2 separate regions of the Mus musculus genome follow, and region 2 is linked to region 1. The links are chromatin loops, found by intact Hi-C in ENCODE. Cell type or tissue: left cerebral cortex. All regions are shown on one strand. Links, peaks and the distances in the headings refer to the core of each region. The heading gives the core; the rest is flanking DNA. Region 1 has its middle 28 kb from the start of Gm52796. Region 2 holds the start of Gm33714 (a long non-coding RNA gene).

What was found. Peaks named below come from ENCODE experiments on the same cell type or tissue, not always from the same donor. Only the 100,000 strongest peaks of a DNase experiment are listed, where the experiment ranks them.
Region 2: it touches region 1 in a loop (2.5-fold over the local background); 3 of 42 quality-filtered maps call a loop at or near these places.

What each region holds. Positions count from the first base shown.
Region 1 is chr5:144,636,454-144,652,862 of GRCm38, forward strand. No RefSeq gene overlaps it. Among named protein-coding and RNA genes, the nearest start is that of Gm52796, 28 kb to the right of the region's middle. In left cerebral cortex, for the core only: no CTCF peak of the experiment used is centred there; DNase peaks (open chromatin) are centred at 7,711, 11,129 and 11,422; H3K27ac peaks cover 731 bases.
Region 2 is chr5:144,467,076-144,483,484 of GRCm38, forward strand. It overlaps Gm33714 (a long non-coding RNA gene), which reads right to left and starts at 12,724. Exons shown (of 5, transcript XR_868684.1): 1 at 12,603-12,724; 2 at 12,295-12,372; 3 at 364-527. In left cerebral cortex, for the core only: a CTCF peak has its summit at 8,010 (motif pointing left); a DNase peak (open chromatin) is centred at 6,192.

The DNA of each region.
Region 1 (16,409 bases), core at 3,966-11,965:
AGCTAACCCACGCACCTCATTCTAACTGTCTGCTGCAGCTGAGTGGCTCAGAGCTGGAGATACACCCTGGACCTTTCTGATCCTTTCTTTCCTTCGGCAGTGCACCATTTATTATTTTATTCCATTTTTTTCCCTTAATGGCCTCTCTGTGGCTGCATGAGTTATGCTGTGATTTTACGTGCATGCCCGTGTGAATTGTAAAGCTGCTATTTCTTCATTTAAGTACTTTTAAGTTTGCACGCCCACCTTTCAATGGGGATCAGAGGGTTCAATTCGCCTGGTGATAACATCTTTGTTCTGGTATTATGGTGTTGGTTATGACATCCATGGGTCTGATTTAACAAACTTCATAATGTATTCAGTAGTTGATGGCTGGAGCCTAATTGGACACGAATTGATAATGCCATGCAGTGTTGTAATTAAATTGCGGTAAAATTATCCCATCAAATACTGTATACGCGCGCGCGCACACCCGCTCACGAAGCCATCAGCGGCCTTTGTTTTGTGTACGGTCAATTACATTTTCAAAATGAAAATTCTCAGAAGACTCCAACAGATGAATCAAGACGAAAAAAAAACAAAAAAAAAACAAAAAAACAAAAAGACCAACTCAGGCCTTTAGCCTCCTCTGCACTGACACGGAACCACTCGGAAAAACGTTGTTTCCCAACAATGAGAGAAATTAATTTTCCAAGGAGGTAGTTTGGGGGTGTGATTCATCTTCCATGTTTATTTCAGTGATCATACGGTTAGAGGAGCCCCGGGGTGGCTTCGGTGCAGTGAGAAGGAAGTTGTTCATACATCACCATGAGGCATCCGGGCCACGCAAGAAAGAGCAAACAGGATGTCCTTCTCCTAAGCTAACGCTTTAATGATGCCCCGCTAAGACAGATACGCATGGGAACGGAGTGAGGGTGAAGCTCATTAACTCGGATTACTTTTTGCTCTGTGGTGAATTATTGAACCACGAGGGCATCTTTGGGTCTAAGACCTCATCTGGGGTCTGAGACACTCCATCTGGAACTATTCTAAGGAAATGGGATCTAGTAACACAGGCTTGCTATCCACCTACTCAGGAGACTGAGACAAGAGGATCCCCAAATTTAAGACTAGCCTGGGCTAATGAGTGAATTCAAAATCAGTATGGACAAATTTCATGAGTCTCTGTTTCAAAATTAAAAGGAAAAAGAAGGCCAGGGTTATAGCTCAGCAGTAGAGTGCTTGTCTGGAATCCCCTAGTGAGGAGCTGGGAGTGTGGCTCTGTGGTAGAGCCCCTGCCTAGAGTCCCCCAGTGAGGGGCTGGGGGAGTGGCTCAGTGGTAGAGCCCCTGCCTAGAATCCCCCAGTGAGGGGCTGGGGGCGTGGCTCAGTGGTAGAGCCCCTGCCTAGAATCCCCCAGTGAGGGGCTGGGGTGTGGCTCAGTGGTAGAGCCCCTGCCTAGAATCCCCCAGTGAGGGGCTGAGGGTGTGGCTCAGTGGTAGAGCCCCTGCCTAGAATCCCCCAGTGAGGGGCTGGGGTGTGGCTCAGTGGTAGAGCCCCTGCCTAGAATCCCCCAGTGAGGGGCTGGGGTGTGGCTCAGTGGTAGAGCCCCTGCCTAGAGTCCCCCAGTGAGGGGCTGGGGGCGTGGCTCAGTGGTAGAGCCCCTGCCTAGAATCCCCCAGTGAGGGGCTGGGGTGTGGCTCAGTGGTAGAGCCCCTGCCTAGAATCCCCCAGTGAGGGGCTGGGGTGTGGCTCAGTGGTAGAGCCCCTGCCTAGAGTCCCCCAGTGAGGGGCTGGGGGTGTGGCTCAGTGGTAGAGCCCCTGCCTAGAATCCCCCAGTGAGGGGCTGGGGTGTGGCTCAGTGGTAGAGCCCCTGCCTAGAATCCCTCAGTGAGGGGCTGAGGGTGTGGCTCAGTGGTAGAGCCCTTGCCTAGAATCCCCCAGTGAGAGGCTGGGATGTGGCTCAGTGGTAGAGCCCTTGCCTAGAATCCCCCAGTGAGGGGCTGGGGGCGTGGCTCAGTGGTAGAGCCCTTGCCTAGAGTCCCCCAGTGAGAGCCTAGAGGAGTTGCTTAGTGGTAGAGCTCCAGACTAGTACGTGCAAGGCCATAAGATCAGTTCCAGGTGCTTCGGTAAACAAATAAGCCAATAAATAAATTCTAGAAGAAGAATTAAGGACAACATCGGAAATGGAGAAACTCCCTCTCGCCCACAGGGGTTTGCGCTGCCCTTTTATCAGCTTTTTTGTTGTGCTTGAGTGGAAGTTGTCCAACTCTGAAAAAGCAGAGGAGAGCAATGCCCTCATAATGAGCTGTCTGGAGTGTTCCCTCTCATTTGAGTTATGAGCACTGATTAGTTCCAGGGGGACTCCTTCACCTGAGCTGGCCCCATGCTCTCCCTACCGCCCCCTGGTGGTAAGAAGCATAACATCAGTTAGCTGAACTCCAGCTAAGACAGCTACTGGTGGCATAGGCCAGCATTCCTGAGACTGAACCAGAGGCCAGTCTGGGCTTCATAGCTTCTTTCAGACAAAATAAAAGTAAAAATATAAATATAAATATAAATATAAATATAAATATAAATATAAATATAAATATAAATATAAATATAAATATAAATATAAATATAGGCCAAAAAGATGGCTTAGCAGCTAAAGGCACTTGCAGCCAAACCTGACAATCTGAGTTTGATTCCCAAGACCCACGTGGTAGAAGAAGAGAACTGACTTCTACAAGTTGTCCTCTGGTCTCCAGCCCTGCACCGTGGCACATGTGGGCCCACACACACACACACACTCACATGCCCACAAAACAAATGAATAAAAATGTAATAAAACAATTTTTAAAGGGGTGAGAAAAATAGCATCAACAAAAGTAATACATATATACATTTTTACCTAGGTATAGTTGTAGAGATTAGAGATGTGGCTCAGTGTCAGATTCTTGCCTATAATTACAAGATCCTAGGTTCTAATCCCAGCACTGACAAGTAAAAACTGAGGGTGGAAAGATGGCTCAGGGGTCAGAGTATTTCCTGTTCTTCCAGTGGACCCAGGGTTCCATTCCCAGCATCCCTTTGTGAAGTGGCTCCCAGTCATTTCTAACTCGGGTCTAGGGGATCTCTTCTGACCTCTGACACTATATATACACACATGGCACATACACAGAGAGAAAGAGAGAGTCAGAGAGAGACAGACAGACAGACACACAGAAAGACAAAGACAGACACACAGAGAGAGGCAGAGCGACGGAAGAGAAAGAGACACACAGAGAGAAAAATAGAAATAAAATAAACCTTTTAAAACAATAAATCTACTGAGATTCCCTCCTACAGTGGTGAGGTCAGGGGCTCCCCAGCCCTCCCGTACCTTCTGTTAGTCACTTGAATGATTCACAAGCTCCAGAGATTGCATAACACCAGAGTGTGTCATCCATCACTTCTGTGGTTAACACAAGCAGAAATAATATCACCGTATCATGGGGCCAGAGCTTGCGTGAGGTGGGCCTAAGTGCTCTGGCCAGGCAGTCCCTGGACACTGGGCCTAGCAAGGCCAAGATCCTTTCCCTGAGACCATCTGTGCCTGTCCAAAAAGTGACCCTTAGTTACATAGTCACCTTTCATTTGGCTTTTGTTGTGGTTTGGTTTGAGGTTTGTTTTTTGTTTTTAACTATGCGTGTGTGTGTGTGTGTGTGTGTGTGTGTGTGTGTGTGTGTGTGTGTCGGTGTGTCGGTGTGTCGGTGTAGGGTCTCATGGAGGCCAGAAGGGGGAGCTGGAGCGCTTAGAGATGAAGTTACAAGAGGTTGTGAGCTACCTAATGTGTGTGCTGGAAGCTGAACTGAATCCCCTGCAAGAGCAGCAAGTGCTCTTAGCCACCAAGTCATTGCTCCAGCCCCTTGCTTTCTGTGTTCTGAGATTATGTCTCATGTAACCCAGTTGGCCTTGAACTCATGTTATATAGTCGAGAATGATGCTCCTAACGCCATCTCCCAAACACTAGGATTATAGGCACGAACTGTCATGCCTGGCTTTCTTTTGTTTTGTTTTTTGTAGCTTTTACTTTACACAGGCAACACACACACACACACACACACACACACATACACACAGGGTTTACAAGTGGGTGAGGGGACAGAAAGCCAAAAGGAAGACTTTACCCACCACTTAGCTGGAAATCAATCCCAGAATCCTCCCTGCGTTATCCTGTCTCTCCTCCATAGACTCAGCATGCATCCATTTGTTAGGGCTGCTGAAGCAGAAATAGTACAAGCTTAGGGGTAGGCAGGGCTAAAACAACAGAGATCCATCATCTCCTGGCCCTAAGGAGCTGAAGTCCAAGAGCGATGTGTCAGCCAGGCTGTTTCCTTCAGGGGCCTTGAAGGACGGATCCTACACCAAATCTTGGTCCCAAACCAAGATAGGGGGCGGGGGGGGGGGGGGAGGGGGAGGAGGAAGGACATGGGATTCCCTGGAATTGGAGTTACAAGTGGGCTGCCTGAAATGGGTGCTGGGAACTGAACCCAGGTCCTCTCTCTGCAAGATCAACAGTAAATCTTAACAGCTCTGCCATCTTTCCAGCCCCAGACAGCATGCCTACTACATCCAAATATCTACCTTTGTTTTATTGCCTTTGTTGTTAAAAACAAATAAACTTACCTTTTCTTTGTGTGTGTACCTATGTGCGTGTGTCTGTGTGCTTCTGAAGGCCAAGGCCAACCTTGGGTGGCACTCCTCAGAACACTGTCCACCTCGAAACATACATTCTTTGAGACGGGGCCTCTCATTGGCCTGGGGCATGTCAAGTGGGCTGAGGTAGGCTGAGAGATCTCCAAGGAGCCTCTTGCCTCTGCTTCCCCATGCCAAGATCACAAGTGTGCACAGTGTAGGTTCTCCTCCTACTCGGGGCATCCTGACTGCACAGCAAGCATGTTTTTGGACCAAACTCTCTCTCCAGCCTGGTTTTGTTTATTCGGTTGGTTTTGTTTTTGTTTTGTTTTTGTTTTTGGAGACATAGTCTTACTCTGTAGCTCAGGCCGACCTCAAAATCGCAACCCCCTTGCCTCAGCCTTTCATATATTGGCATGACAGGCACACCTCATTGTGCTCAATCCAATATCCCTTTTTAATGAGGACCTCAATGAGCCTGGACTGGTGCCTGCCTGAATGGCCTCATTATAAATATCTAAAGGTTCTCTAGATGAGGTCACACACCAAGGTGCTGGGATATGAATTATGGTGACGACTGATCCCCACACAGAGTCCTGTCTAGGCACGAGGACATCCTTCCCTAGTGGAAGTCCCAATCCTTTTACCAATGGAACTGTGTCAGCTCAGGGCCACTGTGTCCCCTCAATGTAATTCTGTGGCTGAGATGATGGTTCACTCTGTAAAGTGTTCGCTTTGCAAACATGAAGACCTGAGTTCGAGTCCCGAAATCTGTTTTAAAACAAGATACAGGTGTACTGATAAACACACTTGTAACCCCAGTTCTGGGGAGGTAGTCACAGGCAGATCCCTGGGGCTCACAGGTCACACACATACAAAATGGTTCTTATCTGGCTATGGAAAGGCAGCTCTCCTACCCCCGATACTACCACAAGGGCTTTATCTAGGCCACTGTCACAGATGGAGCCTCTCCAGGCTATGTTTTAATACCTTCTCAGGAGCCCAACTCTTTGCCTCTCCCCAGCTCAAAATCTCATGTAATCTGGGCCTTCCTCAGCCACCATCTGGGAGGGAGAGGGGCTGTCTTTAATCTCTGAGCTCTGGATCTAGGGGATGGTTATTGGGGGTTTGTGTGTAGGGCAAGGAAAAAAGTCCAGGTGGCAAGCATCGAATCTGGGCTGGGACAGCCTGGACACAGCCATAGATGTTCCAGTGCTAAATCAAGTGCTCACAGCTGGTCAGGTAGCTGCGTGTGTTACATGAACCTGTAAGCATTCAATTGTGTGGAAGTGTGTGGCCCGGTGTGTATGAGTGCATGTGTGAAGTGTGTGTGCTTGCATGAGTGCATACATACATTGGGGGGGGTGCATTTGTGTGTGCGCATATGTGTGCGTGTGCTCACACACACACGTGTGTAAATCAGAGAATGATATCAGGTATCTTCTTCCGTTACCTTCCACTTTATTTTTCTGAGACAGGCTCTCTCACTAAAGCTGGGGCTCATACCAGCAGCTAGCCAGCAAACCTCAGAATCTCCCTGTCCCTGTCCCTGTCCCTGTCCCTGTCCCTGTCCCTGTCCCTGTCCCTGTCCCTGTCCCTGTACCCTTCTCCAGTGCTGTGCTTCAGACGCATGCTGCCACACTAAGCTTTTTACGTGGGTTTGGGGTGTCAAACTTGGGTCTTCGCCTCTGTCACAAAAACTCTACCCACTGAGCCATCTCCCCAGTCCCACGGCTGTCTTTTGGCAGGACCTTTCCCTAGAGTTATTTAGAAGGCCCAGCTGGCACAGCCCCAGAGGTAGATTCTCCTCCCTCCCTCTCACCATGCAGAATGGGTAACCCATAGCCAACCCTCATGTGCACAGGCAACAGCTTGGAAGGGCCAGGAACTACGCATCTGTTCCCAACAGAAACCTAAAGAGCATTTAATTGGGTTCCCCTAACGCCCCGAATTCATTTATCTCCTGACAAATTGTGGACTCATGTCTAAATTAAGTTAGAGAAAACCAGACTGTTGATTTTTCAATCAAAGGCAAACAGAGTGTTCCCCGTGCTCTGGGAGCCGGGCTTCTGCGGTATAAACCAAGGCTCCTTTGAGGTTGCGGGTCTGTGGACTTGTAATAGCTAGGGACTGGTGTGCGTAGCAGGTTGTGTCTGGCAGAGACACAGCTGTGTGAGGGTCACTGAGGAAGTCAATCTGTCAGAGATTTTTTTTTTTTAATAAAGAAAGAGGTGGCTGCCAGTACAAGGTCAAGGGCAGATGTGCTCCAAGGGGACCCTGACTAACAGCTGGTCTGCATTTAGCAAGAGAAACGACAGTACACAGCAAACAGTGATATGCCATGCCCAAAAGGAGCTTTAAAATGTAATTAGAGTCTGGGGACATGGCTCATTGGTGAAGTGCCTGCCAAGCGAGCATGAGGCCCTGAGTTTGGGTCCCAAGAAAAATCAGGTGTGCTGGCAAGTGTCTGTAATCCCACCCTGGGAGAGTGGGAGGAGACAAGCGGATCCCTGAATCATGCTGGCCAGGCAGCCTAGACTGCTCAGTCAGCTGTCTCAAAGCACAAGGTGGAGAGGTTGCAGAGAGGGGTGAGTGGTCAGAGGGCTCACAGCTGCCTGTGACTCCAGAACCAGGAGATCCAGTACCATCCTCTGGCCTCTGCAGTCATATGCACACACATACATACAATTTAAAATAAAGATAAAATCTTTTTTAAAAAAATAAGGGAATGAATGATAGAGGAATATATCCAATGTTAACCTCTGACCCCCCCCCCCCATACACACAAACATACAGCCATGGGCAGACATTCACAAGCACATACATGCACACACACACACACACAAACTGAAATTATCACACTAGCTGTGGTGCAGAGAGGGTTTGCAATTGACCTAGTCCTGTTCCCATCCTCTCCTTCCTTTTGCAAAAATGTCCCTACAAAGAGTACATTGTGACCAGCACGTTACAAATGAAAGAACAGAGACTCTCAGAGAACACAAGTAGCTTGTCCTAATATCAAGATAGAAGCTGCAGTCCACACACTATGTTGCCAGATTCCCAATGCTGGTTCTGAGGCGCTCACCATTTCTGCTATGACTGCGTTCTTTCTCTACAGATCTGGAGTGGAGGAGGCGGTTGGTCTGCCCTGCAATCTCAGTTCCCTGGGCTATGGGAGTTGCAGAGGCTGACAAGCCCTGAGCAGGTCAATGAGGACACTGTTTGATAATTCTGATTCATTCTCCACTGGGACTCTGGATAGCAACTGTGCAAATTCTCCAATGAAGCATAGGGTGTGTGGCTCAGTGATAGAGCACTTATCTAGAATCCCCCAGTGAGGGACCAGGGAGTGGCTCAATGGTAGAGACCCTGCCTAGAATTCCCCAGTGAGGGACTGGGGTATGACTCAGTGGTAGAGCCCCTGCCTAGAATCCCCCCAGTGAGGGACTGGGGTGTGACTCAGTGGTAGAGCATATATCTAGAATCTATATATTCTGAGTTCCTGAGTTCTATCCCTAGAACTGGGAAGAATCTATCCCCAAATACAATCACATTCTAAAGTAACAGAAACTGACTTGAACATGCAAGTTTGGGGGACACAGCTCAGCCTATAAACGTCCTCCTTACAAGAAGATTGTTCATAGCCAGCTCTCACGCTGCTTTTCTAACCTTAAGTCCTAAAGGATCGCGTGGTGCCACCTGACACACCCTGGCTTCCTCCTTCCAGCCCCTTCTCCACCCTACCTGTGAGGGACCCCATGTTGCCATGTTTTCCACACTATCATCTGTGGACATAGGATCACATCAGGCTTACAGCAGGCACTTGGCAGTTGCTGAAGGAACAACCTTGAGCCTGCTCTAAGCACACTCCACCTGGGGGGCTACCACGCTCTGGGGAGAGGAAGCAACCTCCCAGGATGCCATTCTCTGCCCCCCCCCACCGCCGCCCCATAGAACTGCAGAGGACAAGGACAGAGCAGAGAGCCCCATTTAGCTCTTCAGAAGCTCTCTGATGGTCTCTGATGGAGGCTCTGGAAAGGAGCTCTCATTCAGAGGTACATGGCAGAGCTGAGAACCTGCTTGCTTTCCCACAGAAAGCTCAGCCTTCCCCACCCCACCCCCCATCCCCGTGCTTGGAGGACAAGAAGATACCCCAGCATTTCAGCAAAATTTAACGCACTACATGCAAAAATAGCCCATCAGCAAAGAGGTGCCTGGCGTGCATGCGCTGTGGCTCTTTCCCTACCCCATCCCCAAACCCAAATAGATGAGGCACCCCCCCCCATTCACAGGGAGATGGAGTTTCTCACACATACCCCCCACTGGCATCCAGGGACACCCCCAGCCTTCCCTGGTGCTCACCGAGGCCTTTACTCCCAGGGTGCAATGCTTCCTCAGCCCGCTTTTTAATTAATCTTCTCTCCCCCGTGCTGTGCAGTTTCAACAGAGCCTGAGACCCTTTCAGTGGTGGATGTCACTGCTCCCCAGGAGTATCCCAGTAGGAGCCCTGTGCCTGCATGCCTTAATTAGGCAAGTTAATTACTTGCCAACTTGAAGGGCTGATCAGGCCTCTGCAGGAAGCATACCTCCCAGGGCTGTTCTGGATTCTCACAGACCCAGGATATCCCTGTCTCCCACAGGGCACACAGCTGAGGAGGGGTAGCTGAACACCCCACAATCCCACATTCATTGTCCAATCAAGAAATCCAGTCCAATATGTGAGAGCATACACCTGTAATCCCAGAGTACAGGAGGATGAGTCAAAGGAGCATGGGTTCAAGGTCAGGTCAGCCTGGGCTGTGTAGAGGAACCTTGACTTTAAAATAATAACTTTACGTAGACAAAGAAAGTCAGGCATAGTATAGCAAAAGTTTTTGAGATGAGAATGTGGCTCAGTGGTAAAGCCCCTGCCTAGACATCAAAGACCTCATTGCCTGCTAGAATAGCTCTTGTTCTCTCTGTATCCACTGCATAAGGACTGATGGTGGAAGCAGTGGTCAGGGAGATAACCCACACAGCACAACACAGAACAGGTACCAACTCCCCTGGCTTTGGCTCAGATCCTAGACTCCATTCCTGCTATTTCTGCCTCCACGGCAGGTTCAGTCCCAGCTCAGGACAGAGCCTGGACAGTGTCCTAGACTCAGGACCAGCATGCTTGCCATCCGTTAGGTTTAAGAACGTCTAATTCTTGTTCCCACCAGCTTACCAGAGTTCTCTTGGAGGCAGGGTACCCCTCTTCACGTATGAATAAACTGATATAGAGACGTGTGAAGCTACAGAGATGGCTTGGTGATTAGGACTTGCTGCTCTTCTAGAGGACCAGAGTTTGGTGACCAGCACTCACATTGGGTGGCTCAAAACTGCTTGTAACTCCAGCTCCAAGGGATCAGATGCCTCTGCAGGCACCCAGAACACACATGCACATAACACACACAGATATACACACACACACACACACACACACACAGAGACACACACACACATTAAAAATAGAACAGATTTTTTTTTTCTGAGACAGGGTTTCTCTATATATCACTAGCTGCCTGAAACTTGTTCTATAGACAAGGCTGGCCTGGAACTCAGAGATCCACCTACCTAGGTGGTCTGAGTGCTAGGATCAAAGGCATGCACCGCCACCACCTGACTCTTCTTTTCTCTTCTTTTCTTTTCTTTTCTTTGCTTTGCTTTGCTTTGCTTTGCTTTGCTTTGCTTTGCTTTGCTTCCCTTCCCTTCCCTTCCCTTCCCTTCCCTTCCCTTCCCTTCCCTTCCCTTCTCTTCTCTTTCTTCTCTTTTCTTTCCTTTCCTTTCCTTTCCTTCTTCTTTCTTTCTTTTAATTGTGCCTAGCTGGGTTGTGTTGGCTGAGGGCTAGGAAAATTTAAGGAAAATGTATTGATTATTCTCCTGCCTCAGCTTTGGGGTGCTAGAAATCTATTTGGCTAGGAATTATTTTCAGATATCTAACTGAACATCAACGTAGAGACATCCAGAAGGCGATTGTGCATGTGAATCTGCAGTTTAAGGAGAGTCTAGCCTGGAGACAGAAATTCAGGGGTTATTGATAAAGTGATGATTTGAAAGCTAGTAGACCAGAGAATTAGCACTGAGGTCTAAGGTCTGAGCTGTGAGACGCAACCACAGGAGTCTGTCAGGGAGAAGGGGAAGATCCTGGTGGACCAACCAGTGAGATAGGAGGCTAAGCAGGAGATGCGGGGTCCAGCAAACCGAGGAAAAATGATCCCCCAGAATAAGGAATTGTGCCTAGCTGGGTTGTGTTGGCTGAGGACTAGAATTGACTTTGCAGGCCCGGTGTGTAGCCAGTGTGGGATCAGTCAGGAAAACCTACTAGAGGCAAGCCAGGGCTGCGGAGGATTTGAGTGTAGAGTTTCGTCTCAAAGCATAGCAACAAAGCTGACAGTGGCTAGAGTAAAATGGGGGTTGAGGGAAAGGATTTTTTGGTTTTGTTTTGCTTTATTTTTGAGACTTGGTTTCACTATATAGTCCAGGCGAGTCTCCAACTCACGATCCTCCTGCCTCAGCCTTCCGAGTGCCGGGATTACAGGCTTGTACCACCACACATGGTTAGAGAAAGTTGTTTTTTTTTTTTTTGGTTTTTTTTTTTTGTTTTTTTTTAAATGAGAGAACAGTGACATCATTTCTCAAACAGGGACAGAGTAAAAGGCATGGGTGTGTTGCTGATGCAAAATCGTGCTTCTTGAGTCTCACATCCCAGGGGGCTTTTACCAAATCCAGAAGGTCTCAGGCAGCCCACCAGCTCCCAAGGCCACCCCCAGACAGATGTCACTGCTCTCCTAACGGTGACAGTGTGAGGTGGATGCCAGGCCTAGAACTGGCTCCTGCCCCCTCCCTCCCCCTCCCTAGCTGAATAATTTAGGTTCTATTCTAAGTTAAAACCAAATAAAGCAATTTAGAATGACTAATTCCTAGTGGAATTTATGTTCCCCAAATGCCTTGCTGGTAACAACGCTAGGCGCCATTTGTCCCTTTTATTTTAGCTGTGTGACTTCGCAGAGGAGCTCCTCACTCAGGGTGGCCTTGTTTCTAGCCCCAGAAAGAAGACAGCCATGAGTGAGTCTCTCAACACTTTTGCCCCACTTCCCCTTTTCAGACAGCATCACACATAGCCCAGGCTGGCCTTGAATGATTATGTGGCCAGGGGTGACTTTGAACTCCTGACCCTCCTGTTCTAGTTTCCTTGCTATGGCTGTGGTAAAACACTCTTATCCAAAAGCAACTCAGGGCGGGAATGGTTTGTTTATTTGGCTTATATTTCCAGATCACAGTCTGTTGGGGATTTGGTTTAACACTTGTATTTTGTTAATTAGGTTCCCAAAATTGCAGGAGAATCCCTCATGTGAGACGCTGAGGGTCCCTGCCCCCAGTTGGTTTCAATTGGTAAATCAAGTTGCCAGCGGCCAATGGTTGGGCAGAGAGACAGAGGTGGGACGACGTTAGGATTCGAGGTCAAGAGGACAGAGAGAGGAGTTAGAACAGCCATTTCGTGGAAGCAGGAAGATCAGGCCTGAGAAGTAAGCTACAGGCTTGAGAGCTTCAGAAGACAGAGTACCAATCATGTAAGAGCCGGAGAAGGATGACCCTAGGGGGGCCCTCCCCTGTTTGGGGTAGCAAGGATGGAATATAGATTTTAGTAAGTAATAATTAAGGAGTATTGGAGGGTAGGTGTTAACAACATGGAAGTTTGGGAGTAGTCCAGCCACTGAACTGATTAAGGCATATTAAATATAAGGCCCTCTCCTCTCTTCTCCTCCCCTCCCCTCCCCTCCCCTCCCCTCCCCTCCCCTCCCCTCCCCTCCCCTCCTCTCTCTCTCTCTCTCTCTCTCTCTCTCTCTCTCTCTCTCTCTCTCTGTGTGTGTGTGTATGTGTGTGTATTTCATTCGGGAATCCAGAACGTTGTGCGGGTAGCAAGGAACTTGTGCCAGTGCCAGGAGGTCTGAGTAACATTAATAGCCCACCACCACAACAGTCCGTTATTGAGAAAAGTCATGACAGGAGCTCAAGTAGAAATTTTAAGGGGAAACCATGGAGGAGAGGCATTTGCTGACCTACTCTTTTTATACAAACAAGGGCCAGCTAGCTGCCTAGGGAATGGGACCGCCTTCTGTGGACTGGATCGTCCTTCATCAATTAGCAATCACAACAATCCCCCACAGACATGCTATAGGCCAATCTAATCTGAGCAATCCCTCTACTGAGATTCCTTTGAGAAGTGACTCCAGGTGTGTCAAGTTGACAGTTAACCAAGTAGGAAACCTCCCGAGCGGAGGTTGCAGGGATGCACCATCACAGCAGGCTTGCTTCCTCTTCATTGACTTCCTCAGCCTCAGCCTCAGCCTCAAGCAGGGCACACAGTAATGTAGCTCCCTGCAGAACCGACCATGGGCAAGGTCGCCGCAGCACTTAACAGTTGAAGAGATGGAGGAAAGTGCTGAGCCAGAACAGGGATTTCTCACTGGAGGCAGTGGGACACATGGCAGGTGCTCCCAGGGACTTGGGAAGGGTGGCATGAAGCAGCAAGGTTGCCTGCTGCAGTGACACAGCCAGTGCGTTCAAAGCATTGCTCATGGGAGAAAACACGAAGGGAAGAGAAGAATTGGTGAGGAACACTCACCATTCCTCTGCAAACCTGTCTCTTCCCAGCTTATAGAGGCAGTGCCCTCACCCGACCTGGGACCCCAGACCTGCCAATCTAGGATGGGGCCATCCATGCTCAGACTGGCCTTCTGTGCATACAACCTTCCCTAGACTGGACACTCCGATGTGATCGTGTCTAGGAGAAAAAGTGTCTGGTGAGTCCAAAGGTCCTGAGGTCCACATGCTGTATGTGCTCAAACAGCAAGGAGCTGGGCACTTGGCTGGGACAAAGGCAGGCAGAGTTCTGGGCTAGCCTGGTCTACACAAAAAGCTCCAGGACATCCTGGGCTACATGGAAAGATCCAAACTCAAAAAAAGAGGCAGAACAAAAACAAACTGTACAAACAAACTAGAAGACCAGAAGCAGGGGTAAGGGGGGGGGGGAGGCTCAGGTCAAGCTTGACAGCCTCTGCCTAGCATCTAGCTAGAGCCTTAAGGGTGGAGAATGGTGGTGGAGATAGAAGAAAAAGAGTGTGTATGTGGGAGAGATGACCACAGTACAGGTTTTACTGGGTGATACTGGGAATCTGATACCATGTTCTGCTGCAATGTTGACTATTGATTGTCTTGGTTAAGTTCCAATTCCTGTGATAAAGCACTGTGACCAAAAGTAACCTGGGCAAGGAGATGGTTTATTTGGCTTACAGGTTACAGCCCACCACAGAGAGAAGTCAAAGAAGGAATTCAAGGCAGGAACCTGGGGGGCAGGAACTGAAGCAGGCCATGGGGGAGCATTCTAGTTGCCTATGGCTTGTTCAGCTACCTTGATATAATCCAGGACCACCTTGCCCAGGGCTGGCACCTCCCACAGTGGTCTGGACCCTCCCACATCAGTCGTTAATCGAGGAAAATATTCCACAGTCCTGCCTACAGGCAATGTGATATAGGCATTTTCTCAGATGAGGTTCCTCTTGTATGGGGTTGACAAAAAATAAATAAGAAGAGGAGGAGAAGAAAGGTAGAGGAGGAAGAGGAGGAGGAGGGAGAGGAGGAGGAAGGAGAGGAGTTGCTGGAGGAAGAGGTTGGCTGGATAAGGATGGTTGTGGGGCCTTCCTGCTGGGTCCCCCTTGAGGCTATTAGGAGCTGTGCATCAGACTCCCCAAAACAAACCCAAGCTGGTTGGTGTCTGTCCGCCTTGCCCGCCTCCCCCACACTTACAGCGTGGGGCCTCGTTGTCCTCCCCTGCAATACAGAATTTAACTGAGATTCTGGGTAGAAGGTTCTGGGTCAGAAGAAGCAACCAACGGAGTCTGTAGCAGAAATGGGAGAAAAACGGAAGCTGGTGGGGAAAAAACAGAAACTAGAGTGGGAGGAACCGGAAGCTGAAGGAGGAAGGTCAAGCAGGAGAAACCCTGGAAACAGCTCTGAGGAAGGTACTCAAGGGAAGTGATTCTTTCCCGGAAGTGGTTCTTTCAGGTGCCTGTGGGATGCGTGTTTCTTTACAAATGAGGCTGAAGGAGGGGCTGAGTTTCCTGAGGGATGGCATGAGGTTGAAATACGAGGCTGTAGCCCTGCTAATGTCCGGGGCGGGCTCTGTGGTCAGCTGGACCCTGCTCCGAACTGTGGAGCAAGCAAGAACTTAGCACATGGACGCTGGAGGCTTCCAGCAGACCCTGTACAGGTCTGGTCATTCCTTCTTGGAAGAAGCAGAGAACCCGAGGTCACACATGTTAAACACCTACTGTATACCAGAAATACCCACACGGGCCTTCTCATCCATTCTTATCACAGGTTTGGAAAGTGTCATTTACTCCACTCTCAGTTTACACACAAGGACCATTCGGAGATCGTAGTTCGCAGAAAGTCATGCAGCATATGAATCAGCTGGGATGCAAAAGGAAATTTATCTGGATTCTACCGGGTCGTACCAGCTCACATCGTTCCTGACTTCCCGTGCATCAGCAGTCTTAAAACTTGCCTCTATGGAAGAAAACACTTTGAACAGCTAATGCTTCCAGTCCTCAGAGTTCAAAGGGGCCTCAGTCACTCTTCTGTCAGATTTCCCAGAATGGATCCGAAGTACTAAATTTATTGTGTTGTAAGCGTCTTTTGCAGTATTCCAATAAAGGGCTTTGATTTATAGCTCACACATTATTTTAAATACATTGGCAAATGATAAAAATCAGTCCTGAAAATGCACTTCAGGAGAGGCTGTGTTACCAGAAGAAAAGAACCAGCGAGATTAGATACTGCATTAAAAGATAGAGTGATGGATGAAGCCCCAAAGTGCAAATTTAGTGTGACTTACCAGGAAAAAAAGTTGGGGGGCAGTAAATCCAGAGTGACAATGTGTGTACCGTGTACCAGTATTTGTCACTTTTATTACAGTTTGTTCAGAAGTTGTAGATGGGTCATTATTTTAAAAAGAAAAAAAAAAGACAAATACAATGCACAATAAAACTTAGAAATGAACGTCCTTTGTGTGAGGATTCAGGCTGGAACTCTAAATCCGAGTCACTGTGTCAGATCACAGAACATTACGTAATGGAAGAGCCTTCCTCTTACGTCCATAAAACACTCCGAGGCCAGAAAATGGAAGATCCTGCCTAGGAAGGCAGGTGTCACATCCATCAGTCGAGTGGCTTCTGCAGACAAAGGCAGGTGGAGCCAGGCCTGCTGTTTCTTCACCTCCAGAGGTCAGAAATCCCTTATCTTGCTCAAACATCCTGGAGTAAATTGGATTGTTGTTCTGATTGTCCTTTTTTTGTAACTAGGTGGCTTCTGCACTTTGTTTGCCCTGTGCCTCACAATGCTTTCTTATCTGGGGTGGGGACAAGTCCCAGCACTGTTGGCATTGTCAGCGGCCCCATGACTGGATCTGGCAGATGTGCTGCTGTGAGCACAGATTGGAAGAATATCTGTAGTTCCAGGAGAGTGGAGAAACCTGGAGCGCACAGTATCCATCATCCATTCATCCACCCAACCAGCCACCCAACCATCCATCATCTTCATCATGCCCATGAGCATGAAATAAATGACCATGAGTCACTCGGGTCTCTGAATATCTTGTTATACAAAGTGACTGTAGCAAAACTTGACCTGGGATCACAAGACAAAAGATAGTTGCTCCATGGAGTTTAAGTAAAAAATCTGGATGGA
Region 2 (16,409 bases), core at 4,090-12,089, 170 kb before region 1:
ATGAATACTGTCCCGGCCTTCCTGTCTTACGACTTTGGGAGTGGGGTGGGGGTGGGGGCAGCTAAAGGAAGCCCTGGGCTCTGGCTTCATCCTGGGGAGCGTTTACTCCCCATGGTCAGCAGGGGGCAGTATCACGAAAGTTGTGAGTGGAGCTGAGGCATCTGGAGGGTCAGCTCTGATTTCTTCCACCCCCTTACCCTTCATCCACTCCTTTCTCCAGCTTCCTCCAGCCCTAGCCAAGCTTCCAAACCCATCCTAGCTAAAATGAGCTCAGTACATTCTTTCTTTTGACAGGGGATCAAAATGTCTGTGGTTGCTTTATACGGATATTTGTGAGGTTTTCTGAGGAAGAGTTTTACTTACTGGGTAGCCCAGGCTTGTCCATGGTTGCTTTATACAGATACTTGTGAAGTTTTCTGAGGACGGATTTTACTTGCTGTGTCGCCCAGGCTGGCTTTGAACTGAGTGGTCTTCCTGCTTCTGACACGTATTGCTGGGATTACGGGTCTGTGCCAACACTTCCAGTTCTAGATGAAGATTATATCTATTGTATATATGTTATGTTATATTTATAGAATATATTTATTATTAAGCAAATACACTTATATTTATTAATAAATTATATTTGTATTACATCATTTTTACATAATAAATATATATGTAGATAAATAAGATGTGTTGACTTATTAATAAATAGATAAATGTATTTGATAAGTAAGTAATTATATTTGATAAATGATGAATAAGTATGTTTAATCTTCATGTGCATGTGTTTGTGAATATATAGGTATAGGGAAGTGTGTGAATCTATATGTTCAGATGAGTGTGGAAGACAGAGATCATTGTCTGGTATCTTTCTCATCATTCTGCTTCTTAATTTTGAGGCAGGGTCTCTCACTGAGCCTGGAGGTCATCGATTAGGCTGAAGTTGGCAGGCCAGTGAGCTCCAGGAATCCCTGGGTCTCGGTCCCCTCTGTGCAGGGGTTAGAGGTGTGCACTGCCAGGCTCGGCTTTCCATGTAAGCCCTTGAGATACAAACGTAGACCCTCATGCTTGCGTGGCTAAGCACTTTACAGAGGAAATTGTCTCCCCCGCCCTTGGTAAAGATTTTTAACCGGTTCTGAAGGGTTAAAAATAGTCCTACACTGGAATGAATCAACTCTCTCTCATTCCAGACCTTTCACAGAAATTGGCCATATTCAGCTATATTATTTTTCTGTTTTGTCTTTCGTCTCTCTGGCTTACTCTGCTCAACCATCAGCCAGCCACTCCCCAAGCCTCACATCAGCACCACAGCTCTTTGAGTCTAATTCAGTCAGAGGCTTATTGGGTTGCAGTTGCCTGGACTGGATGGCGTCTTCCACAAGGGCATCCTGCTTTGAGATTAAATTCTCCCACAGAGACAGGGCCCTGTCATTCCGGGTAAAATATGAGCTCTGTCCCCGAGACTGCCCTCGGATCCGTGGGATTTCAGGGACTTTGCCGTTGAGTCTCTGGGAACAAGGACAGCGAAGGGTTAGAGATGAAGTTCTCAGTGCCTCCACCCCCATCCCAGAGTGGATACTCCAGGTTTGGGTAAAACCAGTCCTGGGTTAGTGTTTGCTTTGTGTCCTGCTAGTGAGCAACTTTGAGCATCTAGCCTCACTTGCCCAAACCACAGTGCCCCTCCTGGAGGGTCAGGGCCAGGACATAGAGCTGTGGTACAGATGGGATCAGAGGAGGCCGGAGGACGATGCAGGCACCACCCACCATGTTGTTTGAAACATGATTCTGTCTGGTACCTGGAACTCATTGATTTGATTTGGCTGGCTGGCCAGTGAGCTCCGAGGTCCTCTTGTCTCTGCCTCCACAGCCTCCAGCACTAGTATCTTAGTTAGGGTTTTAGTGTTGTGAAGAGACACCATGACCAAGGAAACTCTTATAAGGACAACATGTAATTCAGACTGGCTACAGGTTCAGAGGTTCAGTCCATTATCATCAAGGCAGGAACATGGCAGCATTCAGGCAGGCATGGTGCAGGAGGAGCTGAGAGTTCTACATCTTCATCTGAAGGCTACTTTGAGAGAACTGACTTTCAGGCAGCGAGGATGAGGGTCTTAAAGCCCAGACCTACAGTGACACACTTCCTCCAACAAGGCCACACCTCCAAATAGTGCCACTCCCTGGGCCAAGCATATTCAAACCACCACAACTAATATTACAAGGGAGTCATCATCCCTGACTTCTTATGTGTCTTAGTTTCTCCTCCCATGTCTGTGATAAAATACCTCAACAAAAGCAATGTAGGAGAGAAAGGACTTTTCTGGGGTGTTCACAGTTTCAAGTTATAATCCAGCATCTAGTCACGTCTCATCCACAGCCAAGAGCAGAGAAGGATGAAGGCATCCAAGCATGCATACCTTAGCTCATTTTCTCTATTCTATGTAATCCCTTGTCTAGGGAATGGTGCCACCCACTGTGGGCAGAGCTTTCCACTTCAATCAACACAGTCAAGATGCTGAGCCCCAGAAATCCTCCCCCTCTGCTCCCTCTGCTCCTGCTGAGGTTAAAATAACACTCATGCCTGCAAAGAAAGGAGTCACCTGCTCCTTTCCCCAGCACCACTGTGGGCCTTTGTTATGGCAGTGCCACATACATATTTGGAGATTGGTGGTTAAGCCAGGGGCTTAGGAGCTCATGAGATGAGAGGATTTGGGCAGAACATGGATGAAATCCATGCTCATCAGAACATTTCATTGCAAATTTTGAGAGCAAAGACAAGCTGTCAGGGGAACAGGGATCTTAAAGAAAAATAATACATATATTTTTCTCGTCTTAGATGAGACAAACAAGTTTGTTTTGATGCTGCTGGGAATGCCCTAGCAGCTGTCAAAACACAGTGATGCTGGAGCTAGAAGGCTGGTTGCTGGGTGAGAGCCATGTATTGAATGGAAGGGAGGTCTCTTTCATATTGGAGAGCAGTTACTTCAGGGGTTCTCAACCTGTGGGTCGTGACCCCTGTGCAGTTGTCAAACAACTTTTTCACAGGAGTGGAAAACAGGTAGATTTACATTACAATCCATAACAGTAGTAAAATTACAGTTATGAGGTAGCAACAAAAATAAATTTATGGTTGGGGCTGTTACCACAATGTGAGGAATTGTATTAAAGGGTTTCAGCTTAAGGAGGACTGGGCTCTCAAAGTCTCCACAGCCGTCTCATCGAGGGAGAAAGAATGTCTATCACTCTCCCTCTGGTTTGCTTTGAGACAGTCTCTCCCTGGAACTGGAACTCCCCACAGGGAGCCTCTAGTCTCCTGTCTCTGCCTCTTACTACATCCAGCTTTTTACCTGGGTCCTGGGGACCCAACACAGCAAACCCTTCCCCCGCTGAGCCATCTTCCCATTTTATAATTACATGAAATCATGATGTCACTTTGTAGTTTCTGCAGCAAGGTCTTAGCATGTAACCCAGGCTTGCATTGAACTCCCCCTGCCCTGCCCCACTGTCCCAGCCTCCCAAGTGCTAGAATAACAGGCAGAGACTGCCATGCCCAGCCCTTTGGGTGCTCTTTACAGCTTTGTTCCATCTTCCAGACTTGGGTCCCATGTTGCCCTGTCCAGGCAGCCTGCAGGATTGCTCTAAAATTTAATAAAACTTTCTGATCTCTGGAGCTCCGATTCTCTTCACATCCAGGCTGCATTTAGAGACTTGTGTTCTTTTCTTCTGTCAAACACATTTGTCCATCCATTTGCATCAAGGATGAAGAAGAAGAAGAGGAAGAAGAAGAAGAAGAAGAAGAAGAAGAAGAAGAAGAAGAAGAAGAAGAAGAAGAAGAAGAAGAAGAAGAGGAGGAGGAGGAGGAGGAGGAGGAGGAGGAGGAGGAAGAGGAAGAGGAAGAGGAAGAGGAAGAAGGAGGAGGAGGAGGAGGAGAAGAAGGAGAAGGAGGAGGAGGAGGAGGAGGAGGAGGAGGAGGAGAAGAAGAAGAAGAAGAAGAAGAAGAAGAAGAAGAAGACAGAATTTCATGTAGCTCAGGCTAGTCTTAAACTCACTATGCAGCCAAAGATGACCTTAAATTTCTAATCCCCTTTCCTCTCCCTCCCTAGTGCTGTGGTTATAGGTGTATATAGCGCTAGAGATACAATCCAGGGCTTCGTGTGTGGTAGCCAATCACTCTACTGACTGAGCTACATCTCCAGCCAGTTAGTTAAAGGTTTATTGAGCACCTACTGAGTTCAGTCTCTGTGCTAGCTTGTAAGGTAAGAAGGTGTGAGTCCATTACAACTCACTTCCACAGCACCTGCGTCTCTGGTCATCAGCATGGGTTCCCCCTGCATTCCTGGTACTGTGCACAGCAGCTGTCACCAGGTACCAGGTGTTTGGTATTCCAAGACAAAACAAAACAAAGCGAATTGATGCACATGTAAGTTGAAAACACACATCAAGTTATTTGTGATTAAAAACAAACAAACAAACAAACAAAAACCCAAACATCTATGGGTGAGCAGGTTGGCTTAGCAGGCAAAGGTGTTTGCTGTCAAACCTGCTGACATGAATTCAATCTCCTGGTCCCACATGATGAAAAATGAGAGTAGACTCTTGCAAATTGTTCTCTGACATTCACACAGTGCTGTGGCATGAACCCTCTCATAAGTAAATAAAATTCTATTTGTCTGTCTGTATCTATTTATATCTATCTCTCTATCTCTATTATCTATTTGTCTGTCTATTATCTGTCATCTCTCTCTCTATTAGCTATCGTCGATTTATCAATCATCTATTTATCTACCTATCTCTCATCCATCTGTCTATGTATCTATTCATTAATCTGTCTATCTATCTATCTATCTATCTATCTATCCATCCATCCGTGTATCTATCTATGTGTCTATGTATCTATGTATCTGTCTATGTATGTATATATGTATGTATGTATCTATCTCTCTATCTCTATTATCTATTTATTTGTCTGTCTATTATCTGTCATCTGTCTATCTACCTATCTCTCATCTATCTGTCTATGTATCTATCCATGAATCTATCTATCTATCTATCTATCTATCTATCTATCTATCTATCTATCATCTATCCATCCGTGTATGTATGTATGTATGTATGTATCTATCTATCTATCTATCTATCTATCTATCTATCTATCTATCTATTATCTGTTGTCATGGGTCCATTCTTCACAAAATGAAGACTATAGCCAAACATTGGAGAAGGAAAATAAGACAACACCTAGAGAATCAGCTAGAACCCAGCTGTGCCATTCAAGTATTTTCTTAACGTGAATATCGAGATACGACCCATTCATCCCAGAAGTACACCAGACACTGGTTCTCTGTTAGGTTGCTCAGCTCAGCATCCCACAGGAAGCACAGCCCATTGGGCCTGTTTTAGTGACTACTGTGGGCATCTGTGCCCTGCAATGCCTGGGTGACTCAAGCCTCACTGTGTAGAAACCATTTCCTCTGAACTCACTTGGTCCACATGGACATCTTGCAAAGGTGTGCTATTAAAAAGAAAGAAAGAAAGAAAGAAAGAAAGAAAGAAAGAAAGAAAGAAAGAAAGAAAGAAAGGAAGGAAGGAAGAAAGAAAGAAAGAAAGAAAGAAAGAAAGAAAGAAAGAAAGAAAGAAAGGAAGAAAGAAAGAAAGAGGGAAGAAAGAAAAGGGGGAGATGGTGCACACCTGGCATGCCAGCTCTCAGCAGGCACAAACAGGAGGATCATGAGCTCAAGAGTTCAGTTCCTGGAACTCATGTGAAGAAGCTAGACATGGTGGTACAGGCTTGGGGTTCCTGCTCAGGAGATGGAGGCAGGAGGACTGCTGTGCTCGCTGGCCAGCTTAGCCTATGTGGTGAATCCCAGCACTACCTTAAAACAAAGCCAAACATCAGGGGGACGGGTCTGAATTGTATGTGAGCTCTGAAATGAAAGAGTTCATATTCACATGGGCAAAGCAAAGAGTCTGGGAGCTCATCTGCCACGGGGTTTGGTCCTGTCCCCCTCAGCATCACTCCCGAAGGGTGAGCGGTAACACAGACCCCAGAGGTTCTTGTCTGCTTGCTCAGAGTGTTCAACCCTTGGAGCAGAGCAGTCGTGATTCTTCTCACTCCTGTCTGGTCTTTAAAGTAAACAGCCCACTCACACCGTGAGGATTTGCAGACCGAGGAGGATATAAATACATCCATTTGTTTTAGGGCGTTGGAGAAGAAAACTGTCACTTTTAGCGCCAAGAAGGGCTGAATCACGCTCCTGAGGTATGCGAGTGGATCGACTCCTTTGCTAGGTCGTGTGTAATTTTAGAGCAAAATAAATATAATTCGTGACAGCGCTGCTACATGTATCCGTTTGCCCTTAGTTTTCTCCAATTATGAGCAAAGACTGGGCTTGCTTGCTTCCTTGATTGACTGATGGATTGCAGTGTTGAAGACAGAACCAAGGATCTATGCAAGTGTTCTACCATGGAGTTACCTCTAGCCTCCCACTGGAGGAGTCTAGGCCAGTATCCTACCACCCAGGAACACCCCAACCCCTGCTGTTATTGGCGTTGCTTTATTACGTGCGGAGTCTCACTCTGCACCGCAGATAACCTTGAGCTGAAGACTTCCCTGCCCTAGCCTCTCCATCTCTGAGATCACAAAAATGAACCACTTTACCCAGTTTACGACTCTCTATTTTAGGGTTTCCCAAAAGTTTGGAGGTGCACTTTTGGATAAGTCTTGGAATTTTGATGAGGGCCTGATGGTGTTTCTTTCTGCCAAGCTCCAAATGTTTAAAGTTGCAATAATGTGTTCTCATGGTCCTCAAGAGAACGGCCCTGGTCAAGGGTGGGTTTCCACGCTTCTCACACCACAATGGATTCATTGTCTCCCCAAGTACCAATAAGGTTCTCTCATTATTCTGCCATGCCGTCCAGAGATTGGAAAGTTGTAACCAGGACAAAGAGGCTCCTAGGATGTACTAAAGAAAGATGTCCATGAAGTATCGGAGGGACTTTAGAAACTAAAGTCATTTTTCATTGTCCCTGGGGAAGGGGCTTATTATGTAGCCCAGGCTGCCCCAGCCTCTGGCTACTGGTATTGCAGGTGTGAGCCGCCATGCTCAGCTCCTCATGCACCCTTTATACTGATAGGAAGGAAGACCATGAAAGTCCCAGCTTGGAAGGGGTCTGCAACCCTAGGTGGAACAACAATATGAGCTAACCAGTAAACCCCAGAGCTTGTGTCTCTAGCAGCATATGTAGCAGAAGATGGCCTAGTCGGCCATCATTGGGAGGAGAGGCCCCTTGGTCTTGCAAACTTTATATGCCCCAGTACAGGGGAACGCCAGGGCCAAGAAGTGGGAGTGGGTGGGGAGGGGAGCAGGGCGTGGGAAGGGTATAGGGAACTTTAGGGATAGCATTTGAAATGTAAATAAAGAAAATATCCAATTAAGAAAAAAAGAAATAATAAAAAAAGAAAGAAAGTCCCAGCTTGATGAGGATGGTGTTGGTATAACCACAATGCCCCTACTGGCAGATGAGGCTTTGAATACTGAGCTGGGAGCCATGAAGGGACCCCAGAGACTCCAAGGAGAGTCTGATATCAGGGACAGGTGCCTAAGTCCCCCTCTTCCCCCCTCCAGGGGAAGCTGGCTTCACAAAGACTCTCAGGTTGCACACCTTCGGTTTCTTTGTCCATCCTGTGCATGCTATGGTGAATTGGCTTCTCTTTGGTCAGGATCTTGGAGGTGAACTGAGGAGAAGATGTTTGGGGACATTAAAGTCCCTGGAGGTGACTTTTTGTTATAAGGTGGGGGATTCTGGAATGCCCCTTTGCCCCTGGGGTTTTTCTCTGTTTTCTCTTCTGCCAAGTCATAAAAACAAGGGATTTCAGAATTTGAGATTGGGTTGGAGAGATGGCTCAGTGGTTACCAGCACTGGTTGCTCTTCCAGAGGTCCTGGGTTTAGTTCCCAGCAACCACATGGCAGCTCACAACCACCTGTAACTCCAGTTCCAAGGGATCTAATGCCCTCTTCTGGCAACCTTGGGCACTTCATGCATGCAATGCATAGACACAAATGCAGGCAAAATATCCATATATAAAATAAAATAGAAAAAAAAAGAGGAATCTGAAGTTCTGTCTAATGACCAAGCCTAGTTTTAGAAGAAACCCAGCTTCTTCTGTAGCTGGTTTTATGCCACTTTCTAGGATTTTATTTGGAAGTAGTAAAAATGGAGGAAATAACCAGTGCTTTAAACTAATTCAATTTGTATTGTCCTTGAACCCATGCAAAGGAGATGCGCATGATGTTAGGCAGGTGCTTTGCCACTGAGCCACGCCCCAGCCCCTCACTGGGGGATTCTAGGCAGGGGCTCTACCACTGAGCCACGCCCCCAGCCCCTCACTGGGGGATTCTAGGCAGGGGCTCTACCACTGAACCACACCCCCAGCCCCTTCTAGGCAGGGGCTCTACCACTGAACCACACTCCCAGCCCCTTCTAGGCAGGGGCTCTACCACTGAACCACACCCCCAGCCCCTTCTAGGCAGGGGCTCTACCACTGAGCCACGCCCCAGCCCCTCACTGGGGGATTCTAGGCAGGGGCTCTACCACTGAGCCACGCCCCAGCCCCTCACTGTGGGATTCTAGGCAGGGGCTCTACCACTGAGCCACACACCCTGCCCCAACTGAGGGGTTTTAGGCAATTCCTTTACAGCTAAGCTACATTCCCAGGCTGAATTAAACCACAACCCTTTTCCCAAACAGCCAGTAATAGAGTTAAAGCAACCTACCCTATCCCAAGGTCCTCCTTAAAGGCCTCCTTTTCTCTTCAGGTTTTGCTTACTGGTGCCTTTGACATCTCCCCTTGCATTGCCTCAGTTTCCCAGCCCAGCTCCCAGGGATGGTAGAATAGTGTGTTCACTCACACACCCTTTGCTACCTCCTGAGTGGGTTGAGTCACTGGTCTGTTCTATCCAGATGAGCTTCACAACACAGCACTCTGATTTACTTCAAGTGTGGATTTAGTTTCTTTCTTGCAGCTAGTAAGAACTTATTCCACCAAGGTAATTTGTTCTACTCTGGCCCAAATGGGATACAGCAAGGAAAGACAGGAAATCTTCAATTTGGGAGAAGAGAGAGCATAAATTCCAAAGTGTGTGCCTGCCAGTGTGGGAAGGTCTCGTGGGAGGAGGCTGTGAAAGAATTCTATAAAGTTTTAATAACGTAAGACCCAGGGTAGCAGGATTCAATGCAAGCCTGGGGACTCACTCTTTCCTTCGCCGTATGGAAATTTGCATCCATTCTGGCAAGTTCTTGGGTCTGTGAGCAGAGTATGGATGCTTTGAAATTTTGACGTTCATGCGAGTCCTGGTCTCATCAAGAAAGATGGAGCCATTTTCTAGACCTGTTGAGTAGCACGATTGGTGTGTAGTTACAGGTTCCCTTAACTGAGAATGACAGACAAGACCAGGGGTCAGGAGCGGGTCCTGGCTGGGGCAAGGGCATCCCTTAATGATAAGTTATAGCTTTAAGTTTTTCAAAGCCTACTTTTAATGATGGTTCTTAAATGCTTTAACCTTCCTTCTAGCCCACCGCCCATCACAGGTAGTGGGAAAGAAAGGATACGGGGGAAGTGGATCTCTTTAGAAATGGTTCTTTGGAGCAACTCCTGTCTGCAGTGTCAGAAAGTCAGCAGTTCAGATCACAGGTCAGCAGCAGCAGCAGCAGCTTGATCCACTCACAAATACTTCATAACTATACCAGCAGTCCAATTTGACAGGCAGGGATAGCAGAATGCATCCGCAATGGTGGCACTACCTAGGCAGAGATGGCCAGGCCTCAGCCTAAGCACAAGTCAGCAGGAGGGACCAGCAGGAACGCCAGGAGAAGTTCTTGGCTGTGCATCTCTCTGCAAAGCGAAGATCAGTGGAGACTCAAGACCAACAAGTGTTGCAGAGCTCGCTCTACAACCAGGCCCCTCTCATGGTCCATTGAGTCCTATTTAGACTCCCTCCAAACATCATGTGTCCTCCACACATGATCTTGCTTTACCATGCGTCTTGCCTCAGCAAAACTCCATGTGAGTCTGTCTTAGCTGACATCACTCTGCCAATCAGCCCAAGGAAGTGTCAAGAAACCATCGCACACCACACAAAGTTTTTTGGTGCATTTCTCTCTATGGAGTCCTGACAAAATGCCTCTCAACTACGCAATGTAAGGCAGACTAATGCATGTGTGTTGTTATTAAAAAATCCTTCATCATGTGTCCTTTTACATGCTTGCTTTAGCAAAACATCCTTTCACCTGTGTCTGCTTCAGGAAAACACTCCTTCACGTGTTTGTCCCAGCAAAACATCACCCGACACAACTGGCTTTCCAAAGAACCCTTACGTTTCCACATCAGTGCATGGTTCAGCAGGAGCTGCATATTAGTTCCTACCCTCTGCCATGAGATCTCACGACTGCACCATGGCTCCCAGAGTGGGCTCACTACTAAGGCCCTGGTGACATCAAAGCTTGCTTATATAGCTCCCTCCCCAGGCTGGATGCAGGATATGTTCAGTCATGGCTGTGGGAGTCAGCATTGTGCTTGGGTTGTTGTTGTTGGTGGTGGTGGTGGTGGAGATGGTGGTGTGTGTGTGTACGTGTGTACCTGTGAGTACATGCACACATGCACACAAATACAAATACACATGAGTGCACATACATGTGGTGCCCAGAGAACAGCCTTGGCTGTTGTTCCTCAGATACCATCTATCTTGTTGCTTTGAGGCAGGGTTTCCCACTGCCCTGGAACTCACCAATTAGGCCAGGCTGGCTGGCCAGCAAGCCACAAGGATCTACCCAGTTCTGCTTCCCCCAGCACTCAGCTTACAAGCATGTGTAGCCATAGCTGCTTTAAAAAAACCTGAGATATATATATATATATATATATATATATATATATATATATATATATATATATATAGTTTCCTGGGATTAAAGTCAGGTCCCCATGTTGGCAAGGCAAGTACTTTAACAACTGGGTTACCATTCACAGCCCCAGCTTAAGGTTCTTTCCACAAAAAGTATATCAATGTCTCTATCAAACAGATGGCATGTTAGGTGAGTGGAAGTTGTTTCCCTGGAGCCAAGATGGAGGAGTAGTGTCTCCATCGTGGTGGCCAGTGCCCTCTGTGATCTGTAGGATCCTGCTCATAGCCTTACCAGAAGTATCTCCTGCCTGCCCATTAGCTACTACAATAGATCCTGCTCATAGCCTTACCAGAAGTATCTCCTGCCTGCCCATTAGCTACTACAATAGATCCTGCTCATAGCCTTACCAGAAGTATCTCCTGCCTGCCCATTAGCTACTACAATAAACACATCATTCTCCCTGATTCAAGGCCGTCCTCCCTGGTTCATATCCTGTCTCAGCAACTTTATTCATGCTGTTCTGGGCTGCTCAGTGTCCTGTCCCACCATCTCTGTCAAAATCCTACTCGTTCTCCAAGACCTCATATAACGGGATGGTCAGCTTCAATTGTCAACATGACACAAGCTAGAATCACCTAGGAAAAGAATCTCATTGAAGAATTGTCTACACCGGATTGGACTGTGAGCATATTTGGGGAAGATCTTCTTAACTAAGCAAGTCAACTTATGTGGGAAGACCCAGTCTACTGCAGGAAACACCATTCCCTAGGCAAGGAGTCCTGAACTGAATTATAGTGGAGAAACCAAGGAGAGCACAAGCAAGCAAGCAAGCAAGCAAGAAGCATACAGACATTCATTCTCAGTCTTAATTGACCACCTACCCAAAGCTCCTGCCTTGCCTCTGTAATTTCTCTACAGGGATGGTAACTTGGAATTGTGAGCTGAAATAAGTCTTTTCTCCCATGTTGCTTTTTTGTTGAGATATCGTGTCAAAGCAACAGAAATAAAACTAGAATATGCACCATCTCACAACAACCCCACCCCCATTGGCTTCTTTCTGGCTCAGCCCCTTTGTAACCGCGCACTGGGGGAAGCTATATAATGACTTCGGTTTCCTAAACACAGGTGCCTACCACTGCACCTGGCTTCTTGCTTGTGTTCTGGGTCTGAACTCAGCTCCTTGTCTTGCTGGGCAAGCACTTTGCTGGCTGAGCTGCTGTCCCTGGCCTCTTACAATTGGATACAACATCACTCTTGCAAAAGCCTCTTACACTTCCCTGCTGGAGCTGGACCACGTTGACCACCTCATCCAGTGTCTCAAGCCATGTGAGGACCAAGGAGTTTGATGGATGGGCAGAGGCTGGGCCGTGCTCACCTCTGTTTCCTTAGCATAATGCTGAGTGGGTACTTACCGTCTCCCTTTGCTCCTCATCCTCTTCTTTCTCATCTTTCTGCTTCTTCCTTGTGAGCCCTGGTCTCAGACAGATGGACTGACAGACAGACAGACAGACAGACGGTCAAGCATCCTACCCCTCTCTCTGCCCACTCCTCCCTGTGCTCTCTCCACTCCTTTGATTTTCCCCCCTTTCAACACACCTCCAGATCTTTTTCCTTCCTTGTCAACCAAGAATGGAAGGGAACTGGGTGAATCCTCCTGTCTCCCCCTCCCCAGTCCCAGTGCTGTCATCACAAAGCCACACTGCCTTGCCCTGCTTCTTACAGAGGAGCTGGATTCAACCCGGGCCTTGTGCTTAAGAAGCAAGTACTTCCTGGATGGATGCAGAACCATCACTCAGGCCCACACCCTTCTCTTAAAAGTCTTCCTGTGTGTACAATGCAGAACAATACAGTCTTTGTGCTTTTACTTGAATGGAGCTTGCAGCCAATTGGAGGAGGGAAAACCCTTTTCATCGAGTGGGGAAGGAAAAAAAAAAAAAAACTCCTAATAGGGAACGCAGCCATTTGTACATTGTATCCTTTTCCCACAAATGGTTTTAGTGCCCAGACACCACACAGTTCCGTGCTTGGCGCCGGAACAAAGTGAAATTCCAGGTGGCAGAGGGTGGGGTGCTGCCCCCTGCTTCCTGGAAGTGTGCTCATTGGTGAGACTTGATAGGGGCTGTGACTTCAAGTGGTCAGAGCCTTGGTAATTGCTTGTGGGAGTGATGCCAAACCGGCTTCACAGGCGGATGCTCAGAGGAGCCAGTGCCCAGCAGAAACCTGCCCAGAGGTTAGGATAGCATGTAGGCAAATAAATACTTACTGCCAGACTAAGAAAGGCTCTTAGAGAGGTGGTTCTCAACTTGTGGATCACAACCCCCCAGAGATCCTGCACATCAGATATTTACATTATGATTCATAACAGCAGCAAAATCACAGTTGTGAAGTAGTAACAAAATAGTTTTATGGTTGTGGGGGGGGGTCACCACAATGTGAGGAACTGTATTAAAGGGTTGCAGCATTAGGAAGGCTGAGAACCACTGGCCTGGGGTATGACCTGCTACTCTTTCCTTAACTCTTTTATTTGGTTTAGCTGAGATAGGTTCTTGCTTTGCAACTCAGGCTGACCTTGAACCTAGGACCCTCCTACTGAGCCTCCAGAGTGCTGGGAATAGAAACGTAGGCCACTGCACTCAGCAAGTGATGGCTGCTACTACCATTGCTGCTGTCTCCTCCTCCTCCTCCCCCTCCTCCTCCTCCTCCTCCCCCCCTCCTCCTCCTTTTGAGACAGCTCAGATCACTATCTTATTAAAGAAGATGGGCAGATGACAGGAGAACAGAGACTGTGATACTGACAATTACTGTCATAATTACATGTCTCGAGGAAATGGGGCAAATTCCTGCTTGCCACAAGGCTCTAGATGTGTGGAGGCCCCCGCTATAAACCATGCATAATCAAAACAGTGTCCCCACGTTCCGCTGTCGTGTCCAGCAGGCCATCAGCACATGAGCATACATGGCTGGATTTCCGTGGGTCTTGTTGGTGAAGCCTGATTAGCTTTTGGTTACCACCATCTGCACCTCTTTTGGACAAAGTACTGCTTTTAGTTAAATTAACAAGAATGATAATGCTAATTAGCGGTTGTTAATGTTAGCACAATACATCCAAAGGAGTGTCCTGGAGCCAGGAAGAACTATGGAAGAGTGACTATTGCACACAGGCAGGAGTGGGACTCTGGAAACCAAAGCACGGTGCCTTTTGCTGTTTGTTTTTGAAACAAGTCCTGTCTATGTCGCTTTGGGTGGCCTCGAACTCTGTGTGCCCTCTTCTGTCTTCGTTAGGGTTTTCCTGCTATGAATAGGCACCATGGCCAAGGCAACTCTTATAAAGGACAACATTTAATTGGGGCTGGCTTACAGGTTCAAAGGTTCAGTCCATTATCATCAAGGCAGGAATATAGCAGCATCCAGGCAGGCATGGTGCAGGAGGAGCTGAGAGTTCTTCTACATCTTCATCAGAAGGCTGCTAGCAGAATACTGGCTTCCAGGCAGCTAGAATGAAAGTCTTAAAGCCCACACTCACAGTGGCAGACTTACTCCAACAGGGCCACACCTCCTAAGAGTGCCACTCCCTTGGCTGAGTGTATACAAACCATCACATCTTCCTTTAGCCTATGGGTACTGAGATTAGAAGTACAAGCATCATGTCCAGCTTTCCCAGCAGCCTTATCTATGCTGGGGGTCTTCACCCAGCACCCAGTTCAGGCAACTCCCAACTGCATATAACTTCAGCTCCAGATTAGATGCCCTCTGCTGGCTTCCAGGGGCACTGCACTCCCATGGTGCATACACACACACACACACACACACACACACACACACAGAGAGAGAGAAAGAGAGAGAGAGAGAGAGAGAGAGAGAGAGAGAGAGAGAGAGAGAGACTTTTTACCCAGAAACTTCTGGCTTCCTGAGTTGTGTGTCTCTTGGTAAATGTTCACCTACTGACTAACGACTAGTTTATAGTAAGTTAGCAATGTTAACAATTGGTGTGATACCTTGACCTCATTTAAACATACAGGTGCTCCTCAAACTTATGATGGGTCCTGTCCAGATCAACTAGAAACAGAAAATATCTTAACATTAAAAGTGTATTCTTGATCCTCATCTAGCAAACAGCAAAGCTCAGAATCAAGTTTGATTGATTGATTGATTGATTGATTGATTGATGGCTCTATATGGTCTAAGGAATAGATTTTGAGAGCCATACATTTTTTTGTTTTAAATGGGTGAGTTTATGAAATATACACACAGCGAGCCTAACTAGAAGAGTAAATATCTAGAGGGAGGTGGGAGGAGAGGTAGCAAAGTGCCAGGTGCTCCGAATATCCAGCAGAAACAAACCGAGGAAGCTTCGTTAAGGCAGTCAGCCAGGCTTCTCAGTAGAGAGGGGTCCTGGAGAATGCAGAGTGTCCCCTCAGGTGTGGCTTCCATGGAAAAGACGCATAACCCCAGGGACCGCATCCGTCTAATGGAGCACTCACAGACTCCAGAAGTCGACTGTGGAGGTCGAGGCAATGAGCTGGAGATCCCTGCTGAGTTTCTTCTCCAGGACGGGCTTCCCACGGCGGGACTCCTGGCTTCTCTTACCCACAGCCGGCACTTTTATGTCACAGGATAAGCACTCAGCAACCCCTGTTACTAGAGTGACCTGTTCTTAAGGACACTGGGTTTTCCTTTTGGGCTGTTTTGCTGTTCTCATCTCTCCCCCTCACACAGTGAAGGTACCAGTCCATCCCCAGGCAAAGGGCTTTGAGGACACTTTGAGACAAACACCGTCAGCTGAACAGGGGCAACTCCTCTTTCAGAGCCAGCTTCTCAGTGAGCTCTTGCAGCACCCGGCAATTTCCAGATAAATGTACATTACATTTCTTTATGTGCATGTGTGTGTGTGTGTGTGTGTGTGTGTGTGTGATTCTGAGACATCTCCTGTTGGGTTCTTGTCTTGCTTCCATTCCATGAATAAAGTAAACAGTTGTCAAAAGCTAACCAAACAAGGTACTCAGTGGCACTGAGAGGGTGCCAGTCTGGAGGACTTAGAATGTTATAAAGCCCTCAGGATGCCCACGGAGAGGGTACAGATGGCAGTCATAGCCCTGAGCTCTCAGTGACATCAGGATGCCAACCAAGAGTTGGCTGAGTCTGTGGAGAACAGGTCTCCAAGGAGAGTAGAAGTCGCTCAATGCTAGAACACTTGGCTGGTGTGTGCATGTCCCTGGGCCTGTCCCTAGCGTAAATAAATGAGATAAAACTAAGTCAATAAAACTGGAACAAGAAAGGAATGGGTGTTTGATGGAGAGAATGTCAGGGTGAGGTATTTATGGGGACAAAACAGCATCTACAGCTCCGTCCCTTGCAACTGCTATCCCATCTTCTTTTGAACCTCTTTCAGACAAATGAGGAAATTTCCCATACATGATGTTGAACACATGGACAAGGTTGGGTAGTCTCTCAACCAACAGGCTGACCCTCTGGGTCACATGAACCATTCGTGGTGGCATGGAAGATGAGGTGGATCTCATCAGGTGGC